Regions from separate parts of the Homo sapiens genome. Here regions 2, 3 and 4 are each linked to region 1. A link is a contact called in ENCODE Hi-C or POLR2A ChIA-PET data. All regions are on one chromosome and are shown on one strand. The core of a region is the stretch at or near the end of the contact, and the rest is flanking DNA. Distances in the headings are between cores, read along the strand shown. Region 1 holds the start of ZNF407-AS1 (ZNF407 antisense RNA 1). Region 2 has its middle 31 kb from the start of LINC01922. Region 3 overlaps ZNF407 (zinc finger protein 407). Region 4 holds the start of LINC01922 (long intergenic non-protein coding RNA 1922).

Region 1 (3,481 bases), core at 640-3,139:
CTCTAATAAAACAAACCTAATCGGAATGAATGTTGGGGAAAATGTCCCTTCAACCAGGTGAATACCCACTAGTCCTTGAGACCTATCTCAAATCACATATCCTGCAAGAAGCTTTCACCACTCCCCACCATCAATCAGCCGTAACTTCCACTGTGCTCCCACATCTCTATTTTAGTAAGCAGAAAAAGGTATTATATATATTTATTTATGTGTCTATTCAACCAGATCTCAAAATCCTCTAGGGAAGTATATTACTATTTCCAACACCTAGAAGGGTGTTTGGCATAAAGCAAGAACCAGTGTTTTTGAAGTGGAGCCACTTTGCTCTGCTTAAAAGGTACCAATGGAACTGTCCTATTGTTTGCAACTTTTCTGTAAATCTTAATTTATTCCGAAATAAAGTTTAAAAAAAAATGCACCAGTAGCAACTGTGTTGTGAGCAATTATCACACCTGCCTTACATGTCACGCAAGAAGAAAGCTTTACCTTGTACCAGTAGCAGTAATTTTGTATATAGCAAAGTGAGTCTCAGTTTGTAAAAAGGGAATAATTCCTACTACACAAGATTGCTGTACTAAATGAAGCACAGTGAGTATGCCAAATGACATATAAGCTCTTCTTAATAAGGTTCTGATGAGTATATGTTAGGGCCCCTGTCTACAGTGTTCTAAATGGACCAGCACTTCACCACAAAACAGATACATACTACGACTAGGATGTCACCAGGCATAGACTGCAAAGCTGTAACTCAAATCACTATTAAGACTGTAATTACTTATAAAAGTATTCTACATGTGTGTCCACGGATGTGGGATGTCCTATTCCAAAACTCCCCAATGAAATAAATGGCTACTCAAAACCCAGCGCAACCGACAGAGGTCAGCGGCCACTGCACCCCGCCTCCACCAGCTTAAACTCCAGAAGGAGGCCAAGCACCCAGGGCGTGCTAGCTGGCTGGAAAGAGGTGAGCATCTACTGAGAAACCCACTGCTGCCCGCAGCGGTGTCAGGCAGCCGCGGGTCTCCCCGCAGTGGCGCAAAGCGAGCTGAAGTCGGGAATGGCTAGGACCCTTCGCTGCCACCGCGGTGCTTTCGGCCACCGCACTTGTGTGCCCTCCGCCCGCCCACACCAGCGTCGCTTAACGGAAGAAGGCGCGAGTAGCAGCGGCGCAGCCAGGGCACCTGGGGGTGACACGAGAGTGGGCGGGCGGTCCAGGGAGCCCCTGCTGGAAACCAGACGCTAAAGCTTGCAGCTGTGCAGCTAGGGGAGCATCTGTTTTCCACTTGAGAGCAACCCGGGCACGCGAGAACGGCCCGATTTCGGTGCAGGGGTGCGTCCCGAAGGAACGGGGGACTGTTTCTGCGCGGACAGGCGAACCCGGCAGGGGAAACCGAGGCCACGCTAGGTCCGCAGCCCCGAGGTGTCCACAAGAGCTCCGCTCGCGCAAGGGCGCGGAGCGAGGCTGCCCGCGGGACCGGCCTGCGGAGCGAGCGGGTGAGAGGGCAGGGCGGCAGCTGGGGCCTGGGGGAGGAGGGCGGCGAGGCAGCGTGAGCGAACGAGCGAGGGTGTGTGTCCGGGCGTGAGTCTGGGCGGGTGTCGGGAAGGAAGGCGACAGGGAGGGGCGGAGGCGGGGGGAGGGGGGAGGAGAAAGAGCGAAGGGCCCAGACGGGGCTCTGGGCGCCCAGCCGCCCGGCTTCGAGCCCTCAAGCCACCGCCCCCAGGCCCCGCGCTGACGCTGGACGGTCCCCGCCTCCAAACCCCCCGCCCCGGCCAGAGAATAACTTACCTGTTTGGCGACGGAATCGCTCCTGCTCGCCCCTCTGACTGACTCCTCCGGCTCACCGTCTTCCCTTTGGGAGGAAGAGGCGGGACATCCTGTTTCTCCGTCGAAGGACTTCCGGTGGCTTCCAAGGCGACTCCGTAGTGGATGCAGCGCCGGACGCCACAGCCGAAAAACAGAATCTTGGAACTGGTTTAGTACAATCCAGGTCGAGTTCCTTGTTTTTTATCCGAGTGGCCGGCAGGCCCATGTGCTGTCTTGTTTTTAACACATCAGCTCTTGCCGGAAGCCGCTAAGAGATAAAATAGGAAGTCCCACCCTTCCCTTAGAGAAGGAAAACGGAGAGCCGAAGGAGTCAATCTAAATTCGATGAGCGCGTCGGGCTCCAAGGCAGGCGCTGTCAGCCCGGGAGGGCTGTCTGGGATTTCTAGAGGGTCCCAGAACGGGTTCTTCCCAGGCCGATCCCGCCTGCTTCCTGCCCCGTCTCTCCACCCGCCTCCCGCCCTCTGTAAGGGACCCCGAGGGCGGCGCCGGAAACACGGAGAAGGCCCAGAACGGCGCGGGACCCGAGAGGCCTACGTTGGCAAACGCAGCCCGCTGCCCCTTTGCTCGCTTCCCCCGGGCCTGGAGTGGCTCCTGTCGCTTCTGGCGCTCCGATTTCGAGAAATGACTTTCAGCTGTGCAAGGCGAGAATGCTACTTTAGATGATGAGAAAAAATCTCTCGAATGGCTCCCAAAATGAGGTCCTTGTTTAAGAGGCCACAGGAAGCCGCTAGCCGAACTCTGATACCAAAGAGGAGGCCAAGAAGCGGACTGTGGCTTGGTGACCTGTTTGGTATTGCCAAATTTTCAGCTTTTATTAAAGCTGAAACACCTTGGCTGTTTAAAACGTTCGACAAGGACTTTTTTATGAACGTTAACGGCACAGCATACGGGTTTTTTGGAAAAAAAAAAAGGCAGGACTTCAGCCCGTCCGCCCCCTTGTGCAGGTCCATTCATGAACCTCGAGTTAGAGGCCTTTCTTCTGAAACTCAGAATCTAGTAGGGAAGACCTGTGTAGACGAATAAAAATAAATACATCACAGCTTGTTAAGTGCTGTGACAAAGAGGCAGTGAAATCCTGCTTGAGGTCATCTGCCTTGCTAAAGAGGTTTGACTATGTTGTAGGCACAGGGTTAGGGTTAGACTCTGTAATGGGAAGTTATGTGATCAGATTTCTGTTTAGGAAGATCACTGGCCAGGCGGGGTGGCTTACGCCTGTAATCCCAATACTTTGGGAGGCCGAGTCGGTGGATTGCTTGAGGCTAGGATTTTGAGACCAGCCTGGGGAAACCGCGTCTCTACTAAAAATTTGAAATTAGCCAGGCATGGTGGTGCGAGCCTGTAATTCCAGCTACTTGGAGGCTGAGGCGGGAGAATAGCTTGAACCCAGTGGCGGAGGCTGCAGTGAGCCGAGATTGCGCCACTGCACTCCAGCCTGGGCGACAGAGCGAGATTCCGTCTCAAAAAAATCATTGTAAGTAATTGGATTTTTGTGTGTGTGTGATGTTCTGAAGATAGGCTTTCTAGGCCAAATCGTCACTCAAGGCCAATTCGAACACAATTCAGTTTAAATCAGAATACATTCGAGTGATAATTCCTTACCTTTTTAAATAGTTCATAGAAAACTTTTTGTAGACATTATCTGGTTTAATTCTGATT
Region 2 (3,481 bases), core at 561-3,060, 220 kb after region 1:
CTGCACTCCAGCCTGGGTGACAGAGTGAGATTCTGTCTCAAAAAAAAAAAAAAAAAGATCATTTTGAGTAAAATCCCAAGCCGCCTGAAGGCCCCCATCATTTGGTCCCAATACACCATTACAACCTAAATTCCTACCACTTCTCTTCATAATCCCCCATTCTAGACAAGCCAGTCTACTCCCTGCCTCCAACACATCTGTAAATTTCCAGCATCAGACATTTGCAAATGTCCTCTTTTGCCTCTCCTACCCATTTCTCAGGGTTCTTCTCAAGTCTGCAATTCACAGAGGCATCTTCTCTACCTGTGCCAGATGGAAGCAGATCCCAGGAGGACCCTCTTTGTCCACTGAACTCAGAGCACTTATTGTCTGGGCCACTTGTTAGTCTTTATTAGCTATGCTGTGTGTCCAAGTTATTTTCCTCCAATGTAATTATATCCTGTAGATCAGGGGTCCCTAACCCCTTGGCCATGGACCAGTACCTGTCCACGGCCTGTTAGAAACTGGGCCACACAGCAGGAGGTGAAGTGGCAGGCAAGTGAGTGAAGCTTCACCTGTGTTTTCAGCCGCTCCCCATCACTCACATCACTGCCTGAGCTCTGCCTCCTGTCAGATCAGTGGCAGCATTAGATTCTCGTAGGAGTGCAAACCCTACTGTGAACTGTGCATGGGAGGGATCCAGGTTGCACGCTCCTTATGAGAATCTAATGCCTGATGATCTGTCACTATCTCCCATCACCCCTAGTTGGGACTTCTAGTTGCAGAAATGCACGCTCAGGGCTCCCACTAATTCTACATGATGGTGAGTTGTGTAATTATTTCACTATATATTACAATGTAATAGTAATAGAAAGAAAGTGCATAATAAATGCAGTGGGCTTGAAGCATCCTCAAACCATCCCCCAACCTTGGTCTGTGGAAAAATTGTCTTCTGTGAAACCAGTCCCTGGTCCCAAAAAGGTTGGGGACTGCTGGTGTAGATTAGGTCCTATTTTTCTGTAACTTTGGGTTACAGAAAATGTAATTTTTATAACTCTGTAGTTCTAAGATGAGGGTCAGCAGGTGTACCTTCATGTTCTCTAGCTCAGGGTCTCTTAACCTCAGCTTCGCATTTTGGGTAGAGAACTCTTTGTTGTGGGGGGCTGAGGCAACAGATACAATAGCATGTCCTGTTGGATCCTAATCTCCTATCTAATAATTTCCACATAGTGTCTTCTGGATTTTCTTCCACAGAATCGTCTTAGAAGAAACCCTCCAGCTCCTACCTGTTACCTTGTGCAGATAGAAAGGTCCTCAGGAGTCCATCAGGGGGACAGATGAAGACTGCTCGGCAGGAAGCTGGTGGAAACTTCTAAGGTAGAAATGCTGGCAGAAATTAAGAAGTCGAAACTATGAACATGGTTGTCAGTGGCATTTATAAGCAATCTTATTTTAGAAAACTTGAGTAAAAGTCTTGTGTGATTTTTGGCCGGGCCCTCTGGTAGCTGCTGGGTGACTGCAGGAGCTGGGCCAGCAGTCAGGGAGGACAGGTCTGCATGTGGAGAGAAGCTGGGCTGTGGGTGCCCAGGCTGGGCAGCTGCATGACGTGTGGAGGTTTCCAGTGGTCATGAGCATGACTAGACAGTGTACAGCCTCTCCCATGAGGCTGCGGTCAAATCAGGACTGGATTCCAAACTGGAGCCTGATGGAGGAATGAACTAAACTGCAAGGGTGGCTGCTGGCACAGAGCTCCTCAAGATGTTGACAGAGGGAGAAATGTGGTGTTCTCAGATGAGGGACGGATGTGGCTAAAAATCCCCAGTTTTAGGGAGTGTGGGTAGAGATCATGGTTTTAAGGACCCGGAGAATAAAACATGTCCTCAAGCTGTTTTGAGTTGAAGCTGTTGCAGGTTACCATTGGACACCATAACTCACTTTATAGTCCTTTCTTCATCCCACTTCCTCTTTCAAAGTACACAATTCTGAATGGCAAAAACAAAAAGCTCTGTTTTCTTCTCTTTAAATATCACCAGGTTCTCTAAAATTTGTGATTTTAAGGACTTACAGGAATTCAAACTACCAGCTCCAGAATTTCTTCACTATATTTTTGTCAACTACTCCTTTGATTGTTAGCTTACAAGGCAGGGACCTTCACAGCATTTCCTGAGGACAGCTCTCACCCAATTAAATCATATTCTAACTCTTCTGCAACAGCAGAAACCACCACAGTGTCTCCAAAGTTACTAGAATTCCAGTGTTGTAACAATGAAGTTGAACAACACTTTCCAGGGACCATTATACTTAGAAAAAGGAGCTGGCATTAGATATCAATAGATACTCATCGAGATTCAGAGGTTATTTTTATGCTGTAGCCACTTATAGAAAACAAAGCAAAATCCACATTTTCTAGCCAGTGCTCCCAATACAGGATTCTCTTCCTTATCAAACAATAGTAATAAAATGCAAGTTGAGACCAGATCCCAAGGTTTTACTTTATTTATTTATTTTTTTTGAGACAGAGACTCACTCTGTCACCCAGGCTGGAGTGCAGTGGCATGATCTTGGCTCACTGCAACCTCTGCCTCCCAGGTTCAAGTGATTCTTCTGCCTCATCCTACCAAGTAGCTGGGACCTGCAGGCACACACCACCACACCCAGCTAATTTTTTTAATTTTTTTATGTATTTTTATTTATTTTATTTTATTTTTAGTAGAGACAGGGTTTCACCATGGTGACCAGGCTGGTCTCGAACTCCTGACTTCAGGTGATCCGCCCCCCTCAGCCTCCCAAAGTGCCACTGCTCCCGGCTGGTTTTATTTATATATAAATGGTACATATATGCGCGCGCGCGCACACACACACACACACACACACACACACACACACACGTCCTTAATGAAGAGATAATATTTAAACGTTGTAAATTTAAAGTTCCTGCGATTTCCTGCCTCCTAAGGGATAGAAACTTGAATTTATTTTTGAGGCCTTCTTTCTTCTTGGAAATCACCCCAGTGGGGAATGAACCTCCTCCAGGAAGAAGATATAATGTGGCTTAGGCTCCAAGGAGCTAACCCCTTTGGATAATAATGTAAAGGTTGTGATTACGGTGTCAGAGTTACATTGCTGCAGATTGTGTTTCTTTAGAATAATTTTTTAGAATAATTTTCTTTCCCAAATATGGCTATAGACCACAATGTGCAAATATTTTATTGCTTATTTTTGTGGAGTTGGTGCATATCTCCTCACAGGCGGTCCCTAGAGAAGTTCCCCATGCTGTAGGAAACCCTGACAGCTTGGCCTTCTCTTCACTTCTCTGCAGTGGGGGAGAGATCATTGTAAAGGAAAAAGAGAAAGACAGGAGGAAAAGTAAGTTAAGGTCAGGTCGGGGGAAAAACAAAGGGAAGGAATGAACTGGGCTTGGGGCTGTGCAACTTACAAAAGGGAAGGAATGAACTGGGCTTGGGGCCGTGCTATGCAAAAAGGAAGGAATGAACTGGGCTTG
Region 3 (3,481 bases), core at 519-3,018, 210 kb before region 1:
ATTTGTAAGCCCCACAATTATAGTATCTCAGTAACATTTACATTTACCATTATTTTCCATTAGACTTTCCCTTATTCTAGCAATAAATTTCATCCATAGACACAAAAATTGAAATTTAAAAATTTTAAAGTCTCAGTAAGTCATTCAATTCCAATACCATTATACATTTTATGCTTAATAATTATCAAACTCTTTATAGACTTTGTTGTTTCAATCGTTTTAATAGTAATTACAATAATCCTTTCTACACATTTTTAACACTTAGAGCTTTATGAGCAAAGATACTAAAATATAAAAAATGCTAAGTGCTGGCCGGGCGTGGTGGCTCACACCTATAATCCCAGCACTTTGGGAGGCCAAGGCCGGTGGATCACCTGAGGTCAGGAGTTCGAGACCAGCCTGATCAACATGGAGAAACCCCTGTCTCTACTAAAAATACAAAATTAGCCAAGCGTGGTGGCACATGTATGTAATCCCAGCTACTCGGGAGACTGAGGTAGGAGAATCATCTGAACCTCGGAGGCGGAAGTTGCGGTGTGCCGAGATCGCGCCATCGAACTCCAGCCTGAGCAACAAGAGTGAAACTCTGTCTCAAAAAAAAAAAAATGTGAGGTGCTGTGGCATACTCCTGTAATCCCAGCTCTTTGAGAAGCTGAGGTGGGGGATCGCTTGAGCCCAGGAGATCAAGACCAGCCTAGGCTAAACATAGTAAGACCTCATCTTTTATTTTTTAAAAATAAAACAATTAAAAAAACCTTACATCAATGTATGTGTCCGTGAGTATGTACTGATACCCAGAAATGATAAGATGATCATTAAAATATGTCCACATACAAATACAATAAAATCTGTGGGGGAAATAAGGGATGTGAGTTCAAGAAGAAAAACAAATTTTCTGACAGTTAAAGAACTTATTCATGTACTTTTAAATGAATGGACGGTGGGAATCAAATCATCATGGTGTTAACATTCTATTGGATACATTTTAAAGTGGTACAAATATTACTTTACTATGTCAATTTTTATTCTACACTTGAAATTATATCCTGTCCAACTTCTGTACTTAGGATGAAAATACTCAGTTGCCAACAACTGGGGCAGGGGATACAGAAGTTTGAAATACTATCATAGGGGAACTTGAGCACCATACTATAGCATAACTAGTGTGACTGTTCAAAGTCTTGCTTGCCCTGTGAAAACCTTCCCATGAATATCCATGCACAACGAAGACTACCTCCATGACTCTCGGGACCCTGCTCATGTCTCTTTACAAGCTGGCCTGTATGTGTGTTACAGCCACAGGACCCTCCTTCAGCACATGCAGCCCAACACTTTCAGTTCCTAATTCAGTTTCACTGTACTTTCTGTTCCCTCCACCTAGAATACTCTTTAATGCTGCCTTTCTCATCATTCACGTTCCTACTCAGCCTCAGAATACAGGGACTCTCTTTGCATTACTTCTTGCAAATAATGCAGGCTAATTTGCCCGAAAAGCCTTAAAAAGGCTTCAGAGGTGCCTACTGTAAACAATCTATCTACAATCACCTGTTGCTTCCCGTTATTATCTCCATGGCATCTACTGCTTTCTGAAATTATTTATGTGCTTCTTCACTTACTTTCCAGTTCTGCCATAACAATGTAAGCTCTATGGGTAAGAAGTGTTTATTTTGCTCACCACTCCATTCTTAGAACCTAAAACCATGCCATGCCTGAGAAAATTTTTGCTAAATTAATCATAGGTGTGAGGTAAAGGTGACTCATAGTCCTAGAATAGCTTCTACATGTCAAGCACTCTGCTGGGACACTTACTCAGTCTCACTCTATTTACTCCTTATGAGAATTTTCTAAAGGGAGTATTATTCCTTATATTTTTAGTTGAATAAACGGAGTTTCAGAGGTTAAGTAACTCGGACAAATTGCATCAGTTAATAAAATGGAGGTGACAGGATTTAAACTCAGGTACTGGATCTTAATCATCCTCTGCTAGAGCTTTATCCACTATGACATGTTGTCATTTTATTTCCCTTACAGTATTTTCATTTATCATCTTGTTTGATCCTCACAACAGTCCACATCTTATCATATCTGCTTTCCAGAAAATGAAACTAAGGCTCTGAGAGTCAAAAAGCTATGTCCATGGAAATAAAGCTACTTAGGGACCAACTGGAACTCAGGTCCTCCACCCCTGGCTCTCGCCTTCCTCCTACAACCCCCCATTGGCATAGGCTAAAGCAGAGATTGGTGAATTACAACCAGGTTGACAGGTGAATCAACTTCCCAACATATCACACTGTGCCACTGTCAAAAGCTTGAGAGTTTACAACTGCCACAGACTTTCTGAGATAAGATAAAGACAATCAACATTAGCCATACTAAGGAAAACCTAAGTAATCCTAAGTAAGGGGCGCGGCCTAGCCAAGGTGTGGGCCTGCAGTCACAGCAGGCCCTGCGCCATCCAGCCACTGCTCCAGATTTGGCAGGAAACCTAAGTGCACACGTGATGGCTTGGAGTTCTACAAAGTATAATCTTACTCGTTTAGTATTATTTTAAGATATTTTCCCAAGTTCTAGTGTATAAGGATAAATCATTTAAAAACTCAAGAAAATTTTTAACAAAAAGAGTTACATCACTAGGAAAAAAATGTATTGGAAATAGTAAAGTCTGTAGAATATACATCCATAAGCTCTTCCATTAAACAAAGAATGAAAGAGGACGAGTCGAGAAGTCAAGTAGGAGTATCTCAATTTTCTCACACAACGTAACATCTTCATTTGCTTGCACAATGCTCAAATCTGTCTTAAAACAATGAACAATGAATGACTTCAAAACATTATAATCAGTTCCAGTTAAAATTGCAGATATAATTTATACTGACTCTTGTCTCTACCTATACCAGGTGGAGACCCTTTAACAGATGGTGTTCATTCCCACCTAACAATGATCAAACAGCAACAGGAAAACTTTGGTTCAGTTTAACAGAAGTCAGGTCTCTACTCCAAAGTATCATAAATGTATTGATAACATTCTTATATTTTTACTCTTCCCATTATAAAAATAAAAAGTTGTGGGGAAAACAAAAGATAATTATGGAATCAAAAAATCAGATAATGCTAGATTTAACAGTATGCTTATGTTGCAGTCTGCTACTAGACAATTTGCATTGAAAATGTAAGTAGGTATTTATCTTTATCACTACAACTATAAATAGAAAAGTGTAAATCAGACTATTGTGACAGTTCAACTGGAGAATTTAGGAGCAGAAAGCAGAAAGATTTTCCGCAATATATGAGAAATTCAATTATTTACTTAGGCTTAAATCCAAAATGTAATCAAATCTTAAAAATGCAATCAAAGATTTTTAAATAGCAGAAGAGTAAGATGAAAGACGATTATTTTCATTATAGAAGTTCTGAAATGAAAGCCCAAGTAAAAAGAAAAAGGAAACACCTTCATCAAGGTGTGTGACTATGTTCTAAAATA
Region 4 (3,481 bases), core at 667-3,166, 190 kb after region 1:
GGCAGAGATTACCCCTTCCACGGTCCAGGGAACCGCAACAGCTCTCAGACTCGAAGCGCCCACTGCTAGCACCAGGACATAACGTCCTTGGGTTTTCCTTTCAAGCTCAACTTGGTTATATTATGAATTGAGAATTCCAATTCTGCCCCCATAACCCCCATGGTGAACGGAGCTGATAGGGAGATCAACCGCTCACAGAGTGGCCCTGCTCCAAACACATAAATATGCTCCATAAAGTAACAAAATGTTTGGAAATTCAGATCCTCGCTTGAAATTCTCTAGCACCAGAATGAAGGCAACTCCAAGCCACAGCTGAGAACCAAGATGGGAACTCAGTGGACTGTGAAGCGCTCAGAGCTCTGCCTCCACCTGCCTGGAGGAAGGAGTTGAGCCCACAGCTGTCCTCTGTCCCCTGCCTCATGCCCCACACTCCACACAGAGCTGGGATTTGTCATTCATGAGGGAGCCAGGAGGATCGCCCCAACTGTGATCTGGGAGTTAGAAAAATCCACCCATCTGACGGGGGACACAGCTCAGAGGCATCCCCTCCACGCCAGGAGTGGAAAAAGCATTGGCAGAATCCTGGGCCAGTTGAAGGTGCGGGCTCTGAATTCACACTGCCTATAAGCTGAGAAAAGAACACAGGAAACTGGCCCAGAGATGAGGAAACCTGGGGGCTCTGCGGATGTCCCACGCCCCAGGGCAGGTGTGTGTCTACATATGGAACTAGCTCACACTGAAGCCAAGTATTACACATCACGTGGGGAACAAACTGCCTGGTGCCAGTGGCTGGATGTAGCAATGAGAATAAAGCACACCCTGGAAGGATCTGGAAGAGATGTCAACAAAACTGTGCTTGAAGTCTCAGGAGAGGGGATGAAAAAAGTACAGGCAAAATTAAAAAGGAACGAGTAGGAATTCTATTAAGAAATGCAGTTGTGATCATGAAAACTCAACTGATGCACTGCACAGTAAACCAGCCGCGACTGAAAGCATGTGCGAGTGGGAAGGCAGGTCTGCAGAAGCTACCAGGAACATGGGACAGGACGCGGCAGAGGGAACCGCAGGAGGGACACAGAACAGCATGGGACACGAAAGGAAAACTTCCAACACATGCCCAGAGGAAATGTAAACTGGCTTAGACATAATCGAACCCATAGAACTTCCTTCAGAGGGAAGGCATGCAGAGAATGGGAAAGACAAAGTATTTGAAAAAATAAAGGCTAAAAATTTTTAGAATTTTATATTTTTATTTTTTTGAGTCAGAGTCTCGTTCTGTCGCCCAGGCTGGAGTGCAGCAGTGCAATCTCAGCTCACTGCAACCTCCGCCTCTCTAGTTCAAGCAATTCTCCTGTCTCAGCCTCACAAGTAGCTGGGTTACAGGCCCCCCCACACCAAGCCCAGCTAATTTTTTTTTTTTTTTAAGCAGAGACGGGGTTTCGCCATGTTGGCCAGGCTGATCTGGAACTCCTGGCCTTAGGTGATCCACCTGCCTCGGCCTCTCAAAGTGCTGGGATTACAGGCTTCAGACACCATGCCTAGCCATGTTTTAAAATTTAAGAAAGACTTAAGTCTTCATGTCAAAAAGCATGTGAGGTCCGAATCAGGAAAAACAGAAGCAACCTCACACTTAGACTCATCATAACTATTAAATATCAAAGATAAACTTCAGAGAAAAATGGCACATCTCTTACCACGGAATGACAATTAGAGTAATACCAGATTTCTCATCGACAATACAGGCTGAGTATCCCTTACCCACAATGCTTGGCACCAGAATGGTTTCAGATCCTGACTTTTTTTGGATTTTGGAATATTTGCATTATACTTACGCATTGAGCAGGCGTGGTGGCGGGCACCTGTGGTCCCAGCTACTCAGGACGCTGAGGCAGGAGAATGGCGTGAACCCGGGAGGCAGAGCTTACAGTGAGCCGAGATCATGCCACTGCAACCCAGTCTGGGCGACAGAGCGAGACTCCGTCTCAAAAAAAAAAAAAAAGCCAAAATCCTCCAGTGAGGGTTTCTTTGAGCATCATGTCTGCACACATAAGTTTCAGGTTTTGGAGCATTTCAGATTCTTGGCTTAAAGATGCTCAACCTATATTAAACACCAGCAAATAACATTTTTTTTTAATGAGACAAAATAGCTTTCATCCTCGAATTGTGTACTCAGCTAGCTTATCCTTCAAGAGTGAGGGTGAAATAAAGACATTTGCAGTCTAAGATGTTTGCCAGGCCATGCCCTCTGTGAAAGAATGACCAACGGGTATATCCAAGAATGGGATTGGTTTCTGGGAGCAGTGAGTGAGAGAGGCACACAGGAAGAAAAGAAGTCAATAGCATAAGGTAGGAAACCTAGATAAGTTTTAGCTCTTAAAAATGACTGATTTAGGGAAACAAGAATGGAACTAAGATAATAAAAAATGATGTGGGAAGTAGGAGGGAATGTGGAGTGAAGACATTCTGAGGGAGTGGGTTTTTTTTTTCTTTTTTAAAGAAAATAATAGAAATTTTCATTAGCTTTAATTTTGAGTGAGAGGAAATGAATTCCAGAGTATTCAAGGGAGACCTATTCTCCAAAGGGAGGGAAAGACTTTTAGCTTAACTAGGAAAATCTAAGTAAACTAGACCACATTGGGAGAGAAGCCAAGCTGTCACCCATTATCAAAATTAAAATTCCATCCTTTTCACGGCTTGTATGTCTTCTGTTTCATCAAGAAATATGCAAATGGTTCTGACCACTTGGATGCCATTTTAGGGAAATGTGAGTTGTGTTTATTTAAGTTTAGCTAAGGAGATTGGCAATAGGAGTGCTCATACTCCCCAGGATTGTAGTGGAAAATTGGAAGATGGGTCGTGGGCTGCTTGCTAGATGCCATTTGAAGCTGGGAATCTGGCGGCGACTCACTAGGCGCCAATACCTGCCACCCAGGTGTAGGCAGGTGTTGTGACCATTGAGTAGGAAAGAGAGAAACAGGTGTGACATACACCTTATCAATAATCCTGGGTGGAATCAGTGTTGAATAATGAATCACATACAATAATTAATATATGCTAAATTGTCTTAAGCCTTTTTTTTAGCATGACAGCTTGGGAAGAAGCCCCAGAAACCAGAACCTCTGAACTGGAAAAGGCTGCTATTCCTGATGTCTTTTCATCCAGAGCAGTTTGATCCAGAGCTATCTGGACAGAATATTCTGGAATGTTGAGCCTGCCCATAGGGGCAGGTAAGTATGGGGTTAACATTTAGAGGTTTTAAGATTAGGTATGTGTGTTAAAATAGAAATCGAAACTGTAACTGTCTAACAAAGAGAGAAAGAGGAAAACTAAAGAAACCTTGATAAATTCAATTTTAAAAAAGGAAATGATGAAGAAAGGAGCCAAATACGAAGCAAAGCAAATAGAAAACAAAAATGCCACAGTGGGGAGAAATCCTCACCACCCTGGATGAAAGTCCTAGCCAATGCAGCAACATAAGAAA

What was found. A loop is a pair of places that touch in the nucleus more often than their neighbours do. ChIA-PET counts read pairs that join two places held with the same protein, here RNA polymerase II (POLR2A). Pooled maps may share reads with other maps.
Region 2: a loop to region 1 is called in a pooled map, with 4 times the contacts of the local background. The contact joins the enhancer-like site here to the promoter of ZNF407-AS1 in region 1. A Hi-C loop is called at or near these places in 6 of 168 maps with a recorded cell type or tissue (CD4-positive, alpha-beta T cell, CD4-positive, alpha-beta memory T cell, CD8-positive, alpha-beta T cell and 1 more) and 10 of 50 pooled maps. POLR2A ChIA-PET finds 5 or more read pairs at or near these places in 6 of 52 experiments (CD4-positive, alpha-beta T cell, CD4-positive, alpha-beta memory T cell, CD8-positive, alpha-beta memory T cell and 3 more).
Region 3: a pooled map shows a loop between it and region 1 (6-fold over the local background). The contact joins the enhancer-like site here to the promoter of ZNF407-AS1 in region 1. A Hi-C loop is called at or near these places in 11 of 37 single-sample maps with no recorded cell type and 5 of 50 pooled maps.
Region 4: a loop to region 1 is called in a map with no recorded cell type, with 11 times the contacts of the local background. The contact joins the promoter of LINC01922 here to the promoter of ZNF407-AS1 in region 1. A Hi-C loop is called at or near these places in 1 of 37 single-sample maps with no recorded cell type and 2 of 50 pooled maps. POLR2A ChIA-PET finds 5 or more read pairs at or near these places in 1 of 52 experiments (activated B cell).

What each region holds. Positions count from the first base shown.
Region 1 is chr18:74,596,243-74,599,723 of GRCh38, reverse strand. It overlaps ZNF407-AS1 (ZNF407 antisense RNA 1), which reads left to right and starts at 1,889. Exons shown (of 2, transcript NR_024484.1): 1 at 1,889-3,296. It overlaps ZNF407 (zinc finger protein 407), which reads right to left and starts at 1,854. Exons shown (of 9, transcript NM_017757.3): 1 at 1,787-1,854. RefSeq lists enhancers at 859-1,078, 1,869-2,078 and a silencer at 1,469-1,768.
Region 2 is chr18:74,376,685-74,380,165 of GRCh38, reverse strand. No RefSeq gene overlaps it. Among named protein-coding and RNA genes, the nearest start is that of LINC01922, 31 kb to the left of the region's middle. Within about 2 kb of position 1,810, at least 4 of the 41 ENCODE cell types and tissues checked have a DNase peak (open chromatin) inside an H3K27ac peak, as active enhancers do.
Region 3 is chr18:74,805,143-74,808,623 of GRCh38, reverse strand. All of the region lies in intron 4 of ZNF407 (zinc finger protein 407), which reads right to left. Among named protein-coding and RNA genes, the nearest start is that of ZNF407, 210 kb to the right of the region's middle. RefSeq lists enhancers at 1,446-1,495, 1,480-2,679. Within about 2 kb of position 1,768, at least 10 of the 41 ENCODE cell types and tissues checked have a DNase peak (open chromatin) inside an H3K27ac peak, as active enhancers do.
Region 4 is chr18:74,407,883-74,411,363 of GRCh38, reverse strand. It overlaps LINC01922 (long intergenic non-protein coding RNA 1922), which reads right to left and starts at 1,916. Exons shown (of 2, transcript NR_131977.1): 1 at 1,833-1,916.